Regions from separate parts of the Homo sapiens genome. Here region 1 is linked to region 2. Evidence: read pairs that join two places in POLR2A ChIA-PET (ENCODE). Cell type or tissue: IMR-90. All regions are shown on one strand. Links, peaks and the distances in the headings refer to the core of each region. The heading gives the core; the rest is flanking DNA.

Evidence for each region. Peaks named below come from ENCODE experiments on the same cell type or tissue, not always from the same donor. Only the 100,000 strongest peaks of a DNase experiment are listed, where the experiment ranks them.
Region 1: POLR2A ChIA-PET joins it to region 2 with 5 read pairs; 3 of 35 experiments call an interaction of 5 or more read pairs at or near these places.

What each region holds. Positions count from the first base shown.
Region 1 is chr19:34,153,384-34,157,773 of GRCh38, reverse strand. No RefSeq gene overlaps it. Among named protein-coding and RNA genes, the nearest start is that of LSM14A, 17 kb to the left of the region's middle. In IMR-90, for the core only: no CTCF peak of the experiment used is centred there; a DNase peak (open chromatin) is centred at 1,933.
Region 2 is chr19:34,246,675-34,251,064 of GRCh38, reverse strand. No RefSeq gene overlaps it. Among named protein-coding and RNA genes, the nearest start is that of GARRE1, 5.7 kb to the left of the region's middle. In IMR-90, for the core only: no CTCF peak of the experiment used is centred there; no DNase peak of the experiment used is centred there.

The DNA of each region.
Region 1 (4,390 bases), core at 215-4,214, 93 kb after region 2:
GTTAACATGCAGATTTCAAACTACCAGCTGAGTAGGTTTGTGTACGGTTTTCTTGTTACTCTGTGGCAGATACCCATGGCTTTCTCATTCACCCCATCTGGGCCTCCAGTGTGGTCTAATTATCCCAAAAAGCCAAGATGTGTTAGAGCAGAGCTTGATTACTCTAATGGTACAATGTTTTTACAAACCTTCTGATTCCTGAATAATCATCATTATCATATTTATGTGTTTAGCCAAAAGCTTAATTGGAAGATTCCAGAATGAAACAGTGCTGTAGGAGAAAAAACCTTCTAGTCATTTTCTTTGGAACAATTTTTTTAAAAATCAAAGTATCACTAATACATGCATAAGGTTAAACAATCAAATTATGCAGGAGGGTTTATGATGCATGGAGATCATTCCGGCCTCTCTCTCCCCAGCCGTGGTCCTATGGAGGCAACCATATTTAGTTCCTTCAGCTGTTTCTCCTGGTGGTTATTGTTGCATGGAAATAATAGGGTTACATCACTAGTTATTTTATTTTATTTTTTTGAGATGGATCTCGCTGTCACCCATCTAGGCTCACTGCAACCTCTACCTCCTGGGTTCAAGTAATTCTTGTGCCTCAGCCTCCCGAGTAGCTGGGATTACAGGCATGCACCACCTTGCCTGGCTAATTTTTGTATTTTTAGTAGAGATAGGCTTTCACCATGTTGCTTAGGCTGGTCTTGAACTCCTGACCTTAAGTGATCCACCCACTTCTGTCTCCTATAGTGCTGGGATTACAGGCCTGAACCACTGCACCTGGTCCTATTTTAAATTTGTGTTAATTTTAGGGGTACAAGTGCAGTGTTGTTACATGGATCTATTGAATAATGGTGAAGTCAGGGCTTTTAGTGTACCCATCATCTGAATAAAGTACATTTTGCCTGTTATTTTTTGTTTTTATTATTTTTTTTGAGACAGGCTGTCACTCTGTGGCCCAGGCTAGAGTGCAGTGGCATGATCTCTGCTCACTGTAGCCTGGAATTCCTGGACTCAAGGAATCCTCCCACCTCAGCCTCCTAAGTAGCTGGGACTACAGGCATGCACCACCATACCCAGCTAATTTTTGTATTTTTTGTGGAAACAGGGTTTTGCCCTGTTGCCCAGGCTAGTCTTGAACTCCTGGGCTCAAGAGAGCCACCCAACTAGGCCTCTCAAAGTGCTGGGATTATAGGCATGAGCCACTGCCCCCAACCTGTACCTGTTCATTTCTCATCATCCACTCTCCTCCCAGCCTCCCACCTTTCCTAGTCTCCAGTGTCTATCAGTCCACACTTATGTCCATGTGTACACATTATTTGGCTCCCACTTGCAAGTGAGAACATGCAGCATTTTTCTTTCTGTTTCTGAGCTGTTTCATTTAAGATAATGGCCTCCAGTTCCATCCATGTTGCTGCAAAAGACATGATGTCTTTTTCTTTTTTTAGAGACAGAGGTCTCCCTCTCCTGTCCAGGCTGGTCTCAAACTCCTGGCCTCAAGCAATCCTCCCATCTTGGCCTCCCAAAGTGCTGGGGTTGCATGTGAAGTGACACAATTTCTTTTTTTTTAATGGCTGAGTAGTATCCCATTATCACCAGTTCTTGATTCATCCATTTTGGAGATTGTCTATTGATTTCCAGCTATGATAAATGCAGATTTAGCTCACAGGCCAAGTACATAGAGATATTTTAAAGTTCTTTTCTATTCCTGAGTTATCTTTGTTTGCTCCACGCAGGCCTGCTGTCCAGGCTGTGTGCATGGTAGGGTGGGCCCGTTATGCACATGTGCTACTGGTTCTGACTATGCGTGGGTTTGGCTGTGCTGACAGTTACATAGCATGAAGATGTCCCTGCCTCCTCGTCCTGCTTTTTGCTTGCATATCTTAGTGTGAGTCTTGCATGTTGGAGACTTTCATCAAAGTCACCATATTGGAATGTATGTGAGAACGATGTCATAAATCATTTGTTGAGGGCCTCTGTATTTTTAGTGGACTCATTCACTGGAGGACTTCACTTAGGGTGATCAGGAAGGAAGCCATTCTCTAGACATTGGTGAACCTCCAATGACAGATTGTGGGTGTTTTAAGACATTTGCTTTTTTTTTTTTTCAGACAGAGTGTTGCTGTGTTGCCCAGGCTGCAGTGTAGTGGTGCGATTATGGCTCACTGCAACATCCACCTCCCTGGTTCAAGCAGTTCTCCTGCCTCAGCCTCCTGAGTAGCTGGGATTACAGGTGTGCACCACCACGCCTGGCTAATTTTTGTATTTTTAGTAGAGACGGGGTTTCACCATGTTGGCCAGGCTGGTCTCAAACTCCTGACCTCAAGTGATCTGCCCACCTCGGCCTCCCAAAGTGCTGGGATTACAGGTGTGAGCCACCGCACCCAGCCTCTTTTTTTTTTTTTAACAGAAGAACCCCTGCAACTTTTCTGGGGCGGGTGCATGTCAAGCTACTACATGGCTGCTGTGTGAGATGGGTGAGGGTCAGGGTGTAGGAAGATTCCACTCCATGTCTTACTTCTACCCTTTGCTCTACTGGGAATTTATGGGGCATGAGCCACTTGGTGGTCCCAAAGTATGGGTTGCTCCCTGCTTGGCTGCTATTCCCCTCTCCACCTCCCCTCCATGGCCATTCCAGTCCCCGTCAGCCTCTGCTTCACTTCGTCCATTACTGCTACCCTTTATTTTTGTGTGCGTATGATAAAATACACATAACATAAACATCACCATTTTAACCACTTCTCTGTGTACAGTTCAGTGGCATTAAATACATTCACATTATTGTGCAACCATGACTACCATCTGTCTCCAGAACTTTTCTATCTCCCCAAACTAAAATTCTATCCCCAGTCAGGCACGGCCAGCACTTTGGGAGGCTGAGGCGGGTGGATCGCTTGAGCTCAGGAGTTCGAGATCAGTCTGGGCAACATGGTGAAATGCTGTCTCTACTAAAAATACAAAAATTAGCCTGGCACGATGGTGCACACCTGTAATCCCAGCTACTGGGGCAGCCAAGGCACAAGAATCACTTGAATCTGGGAGGCAGAGGTTGCAGTGAGCCAAGATGATGCCACCGCACTCCAGCCTGGGTGACAAAGACTCTATCTCAAAACAAAACAAAACAAAACAAAAACAAAGCAAAAACAAAAAACAAAGCCACAAACACACAAATAAAATTCAGTACCAATTTAAACAATAACTCTTCATTCCCCTTTCCCCCAGCCCCTGGAAACCACCATCTTGCCTACTGTGGCTGTGAATCTGACCCCTCTGGGAACCTCATATAAGTGGTATTGGTCCTACAGTATTTGTCCTTTGGGTCCACCCTCTACTTTACATCTTTTTTTTTTTTTTTTTAATTTAATGACAGGGTCTTGCTGTCTATCACCTGAGCTGGAGTACAGTAGTGCAGTCATAACTCACTGTGGCCTCAAATTCTGATCTCAAGTGATCCTCCTGCCTCAGCCTTCAGAGTAGCTGGGGCTACAAGTACACACCAACATGAGCCTGGCTAAATTTTTTTTTGTTGTTGTTAGAGACAGGGTCTTTCTGTGTTGGTCTTGAACTCCTGACCTCAAATAATCCTGCTGTCTCAGCCTTCCAAAGTGCTGGGATTACTGGCATGAATCGCTGCACCTGGCTATTTAACATCTTTAATAATTCTGTTGAAATTATTTATTTTATTTTATTTTTTTTGAGACGGAGACTCGCTCTGTTGCCCAGGCTGGAGTGCAGTGGCTGGATCTCTGCAAGACACAGCTAACTTCAGATGGTGTGGCTTCAGGGGAAGATCACCTTCTTCCCGCACCATCCCCTTTCCAATTCCCATCCCTCTGAGAGCCACTTCCATCACCCAGTAAGATACCCCACATATGCTACCCTTCAATCCGTTCATGCAACCTGATCCTTCCTGGATGCCGGACAAGAACCTGGGTGCGAAAAGGGCAGGGGCTTGGATGCTGCTGTGAGGCCCATACAGAGCCTGCTCCCGCCAGAACTTGGTTCTAGCGTTTGTTCCCTCTGGTTCCCACACTCGCTTGCTCACACGCTCCCTCTTGCAAGGAGTGGCCAGCGGCAGGCTGAGCGAAATGAGCCACTCCAGTTCTCGCCCATGAAGGGGGTGAAGGTCAAGGGAACAAATCCCATCTCACCACCACGCCACACTAATTTTTAAATTTTTTGTAGAGACAAGATCTCACTCTGTTGCCCAGACTGGTCTTGAACACCTGGCCTCAAGCAATCCTCCTGCCTTGGCCTCCCAAAATGCTGGGATTACAGATGTGAACCACTATGCCTGGCCTCTTGTCTTTTTGTTCTATTCAGGGTCTCAATAGATTGGATGATGCCCACCCACATGGGTGAGAGTAATCTTTACTCAGTCACCTGT
Region 2 (4,390 bases), core at 174-4,173:
TGAAGGTTCTGAAAAGGCTTGAAGGAGGGGATCTAAAATGCTTGGTGGGATCGGGCCTGGTGGCTCACAGTAGTAATCCCAACACTTTGGAAGGCCAAGGTGGGCTCATTGCTTGAGCCTAGGAGTTTGAGATCAGCCTGGGCAACATAGTGAAACCCTGTCTCTACAAAAAATACAAAAATTAACTAGGCACATTGGCATACACCTGTAGTCCCAGCTACTTAGGAAGCTGGAGTGAGAGGATCACTTGAGCCCAGGGAGTTCAAAGTTGCAGTGAGCCATGATTGCACCACTGCACTCCAGCCTGGGTGACAGAGCGAGACTCTGTCTCAAAATACATAAATCCATAAATAAAATGCTTGGTGGTAGGTTTACCTTAGACTGCAGCAAAGAGTGAGGGGAGTGGGAAAGGTCTGGAAGCACAAAGGTGAGTGGACAAAAGAAACATGGTAGAATTTCCCAGTAGTACTGAGGATTCACTGCAGGTTGACAACTATAGACATCTTTCTTTATTTTATTTGTTTATCAATTTTTGAGATGGAATCTCACTCTGTCACCCAGGCTGGAGTGCAGTGGTGCAATCTCGGCCCATTGCAACCTCCTCCTACCAGGTTCAAGCGATTCTCCTGCCTCAGCCCCTGGGTGTCTGGGATTACAGGCACCCGCCACCACGCCCAGCTAATTTTTGTATTTTTAGTAGAGACGGGGTTTCATCATGTTGGCAAGGCTGGTCTCGAACTCCTGACCTCAGGTGATCTGCCCTGCTCAGCTTCCCAAAGTGCAGGGATTACAGGCGTGAGCCATCGTGCTGGCCTGTAGACATCTCCTTTCTACTAAGGGACTTGTCCAGTAGCTTTTAGGTGAAAGGGAAGAAGGTGGAGCAATGATTCTTCAGAAGGTTGAGTAACGGAGAGTAGGGCAAGAGTGTTCCTGAGATGAGGGGCTGGGCTGTAGGACCCGAGCCACAGGAGGAGAGTTGTAAGAGGGAAGAGGACAGCTGGCTTGGAGGAAGTGTGCCTGGGTGCTAGTGTCCTCTTGCTTTTGTAGGCTGGAAAAGGAGCTAGGAATGATGGTGGCAAGTTTTGTCGTTTGTTTGTTTGGTGGAGACGGCCCCTTACCATGTTGCCTAGGCTGGTTTTGAACTCCTGGGCTCAAGAGTGATCCTCCCACCTCAGCCTCCCAAAGTGCTGGCCAGCGGCTGGCTTTTGAGTGTGCCAGTTGTAGCTCCTACAGTCTCAGATAAGCCCATCTGTTATTCAGAGGTCCTCCTAGCTCTTGCTACAGGCCCCAGGGGCCACTGGACCTTGCCATAGAATCCATCAGTGACCATACCTGGATGCACTTGGTAAACACCAGATGGGTTGGTTGGTTGGTTTGAGACAGGGTCTGGCTCTGTCACCCAGACTGGAGTACAGTAGCATGATCTTGGCTCACTGCAACCTCCACCTCCTGAGCTCAAGCCATCCTCTCACCTCGGCCTCCAAAGTAGCTGGGACTATGGGCATGCACCACCACGCCAGGCTAGTTTTTGTATTTTTTGTAGAGACAGGATTTCGCCATGTTGCCAAGGCTAGTCTTGAACTCCTGAGCTCAAGTGGTCTGCCAGCCCGGTCTCTCAAAGTGGTGAGATTACAGGCGTGAGCCACCGCAACCAGTCACAAATGAGATGTTAAATTGGCCCTTTCCCCATGGGGCAGACTCTGACACACCTGCCCACGTGTGTCTGGCCAGCCATGTCCACGCCTGTTCCCAAATCCTGCAGACTCTGGAATGCAGCTACCCTTCCTGGGGCTTACAGCCTATCTCACAGCTTTCACATCCTGCACAAGGGAGACCAGGAAAGCTAAAATTTGCTCCCAGGGGAGTGCGGTGACTCACACTTGTAATTCCAGCACTTTGGGAGGCTGAGGTGAGAGGATCACTTGAGGCTAGGAGTTGAAGACCAACCTGGGCAACAAAGTGAGACTCCAGCTCTACAAAAAATTTCAAAAATTAGCTGGGCATGGTGGCGCCCACTTGTAGTCCCAGTTACTGGGGAGGCTGAGGGAGGAGGATGACTTGAGCCCGGCAGTTCAAGGCTGCTGTGAGCTATGATTGTGCCACTGCACTCCTGCTGGGGAACAGAGTGAGATCCTGTCTCAAAAAAAAAAAAAAGTGACTCTCTGCAAACAACCCCATTGCCCACTCTACCACCAGGAGCACTTGACTATGAAAACCCCTTTCCTGAAGGCTCTTCTTTCAGACATTCCCACTGAAACTAACATGTAAAAGCTGCGGCTCACTTTACCCCGAACCTCATGGCCCCAGAGTAATGTGCCAGAAACCGCTTATGCTCACACCATTTTGGCCCCTTCCGTGGGCCAGGAGTCATGGAGAACCACTCAGCTATATATGCAGTTCTGAGATCAGTGTGAACATTGTCAACCTTGGGGCCCTTTTGGTGGCCTTTGTGGTGCTTTGGGGACCAGATGGCCTTGAACCTCTCAAGCTTACCTGAGAGCATTTTGTATTGTGGACATATCACCTTCTGTTTTGTGAGTCCATCTGCAGATATTATACCCATGCCCTGCAGGTTCAAATTATTTATTTTAATTCATCAAATACACATACATATGGAGAAGGAGGGAAAAAAATGTACCCACTACACAGGTTTGAGGCACTCGTCATGTCATGCCACCTCTTTATTTCAAGTTCCTTGCACCAAAGTGTTGAGAAAAAAAGATGGAGGCCAGATGCTGTGGCTCACGCCTATAATCCCAGCACTTTGGGAGGCCGAGGTGGGAGGATTGTTTGAGCTCACTAGTTCAAGACCAGCCTGGGCAACATGGTAAAACCCTGTCTCTACAAAAAACACAAAAATTAGGCCAGGTGCGGTGGCTCATGCCTGTAATCCCAGCACTCTGGGAGGCTGAGGTGGGCAGATCACAATTGTCAGGAGTTTGAGACCAGCCTGGCCAACATGGTGAAACCCTGTCTCTATTAAAAATACAAAAAAATTAGCTGGGCATGGTGGCTCATGCCTGTAGTCCCAGCTACTTGGGAGGCTGAGGCAGGAGAATCGCTTGAACCCAGGAGGCAGAGGTTGCAGTGAGCCAAGATCGCACCATTGCACTCCAGCCTGGGCAACAGAGCAAGACTCCGTGTCAAAAAATAATAATAATAATAAATAACAAAAATTAGCCTGGCATGGTGGCATGTACCTGTAGTCCCAGCTACTTGGGAGGCTGAGGTGGGAGGATCGCTTGAGCCCAGGAGTGAGAGGTTGCAGTGAGCTGAGATTGCGCCACTGCGCACTACAGCCTGGGCAATAGAGTCAGACCTTGTCTCAAAAAAAAAAAAGAAGAAAAGAAAAGAGAAAGAAAAGAAAAGAAGGAAAAGAAGAGAAAAAAGAGAAGGGAAGAGAAAAGAGAAAAAGGGATGGAGCCCACAGGTCTAAAGATGGAGGCCAGGCCCTCATCTTCAGGAATGGTAGCTACGGCCTTCCAGCTCTGCAGAAAGGTCTGTGAACTGGACCCTCAGCATCCACACAGGCATGAGATGGTGCCTTAGAGACCACCAGACCTATACCTGTAATTTGCTGTTTAGGAGGCCAAGAAGGTCAAGACCAGGAAACAGGGGTCACTCCGGAATGCATCTGGCCCCCTGTGCATCTGGATAGAGGCAGAGTTAGAGCCGGGTCCCGTGAAAAACATGAGCGTCTCTGAGGTTGGTGCCTATGACAAATGAGTGGAAGGAGGCTTCAGGAGCTCCTCTGTGACCCAAGAGCTGGGATGAACGAGACCCACATTTGTGAGAGATGCCAAAGAAATGCACCCTAGGCCGGGCATGGTGGCTGACGCCTGTAATCCCAGCACTTTGGGAGGCTGAGGCAGGCGGATCACCTGAGGTCGGGAGTTCAAGACAAGCCTGACCAACATGGTGAAACCCCATCTCTACTAAAAATACAAAAATTTGCCAGGCATGGTGGTACATGCCTGTAATCGCAGCTACTTGGGAGGCTAAGGCAGGAGAAGAGGTTGAAGCTGGGAGGTGGAGGTTGTAGTGAGCCGAGATCACGCCATTGCACTCCAGCCTGGGCAACAGAGGGAGATTCCATCTCAAAAAAAAAAAAAAAAAAAAAAGAAGGCCCGGCCTGGTGGCTCACGCCTGTAATCCCAGCACTTTGGGAAGCTGAGGCGGGCGGATCACCTGAGGTCAGGAGTTGGAGACCAGCCTGGCCAACATGGTGAAACCCCATCTCTATTAAAAATACAAAAATTAGCTGGGAGTGGTGGCAGGTGCCTGTCATCCCAGCTACTTGGGAGGCTGAAGCAGGAGAATCGCTTGAACCGGGGAGGTGGAGGTTGCAGTGAGTCAAGATCACGCCATTGCACTCCAGCCTGGGGGAAAG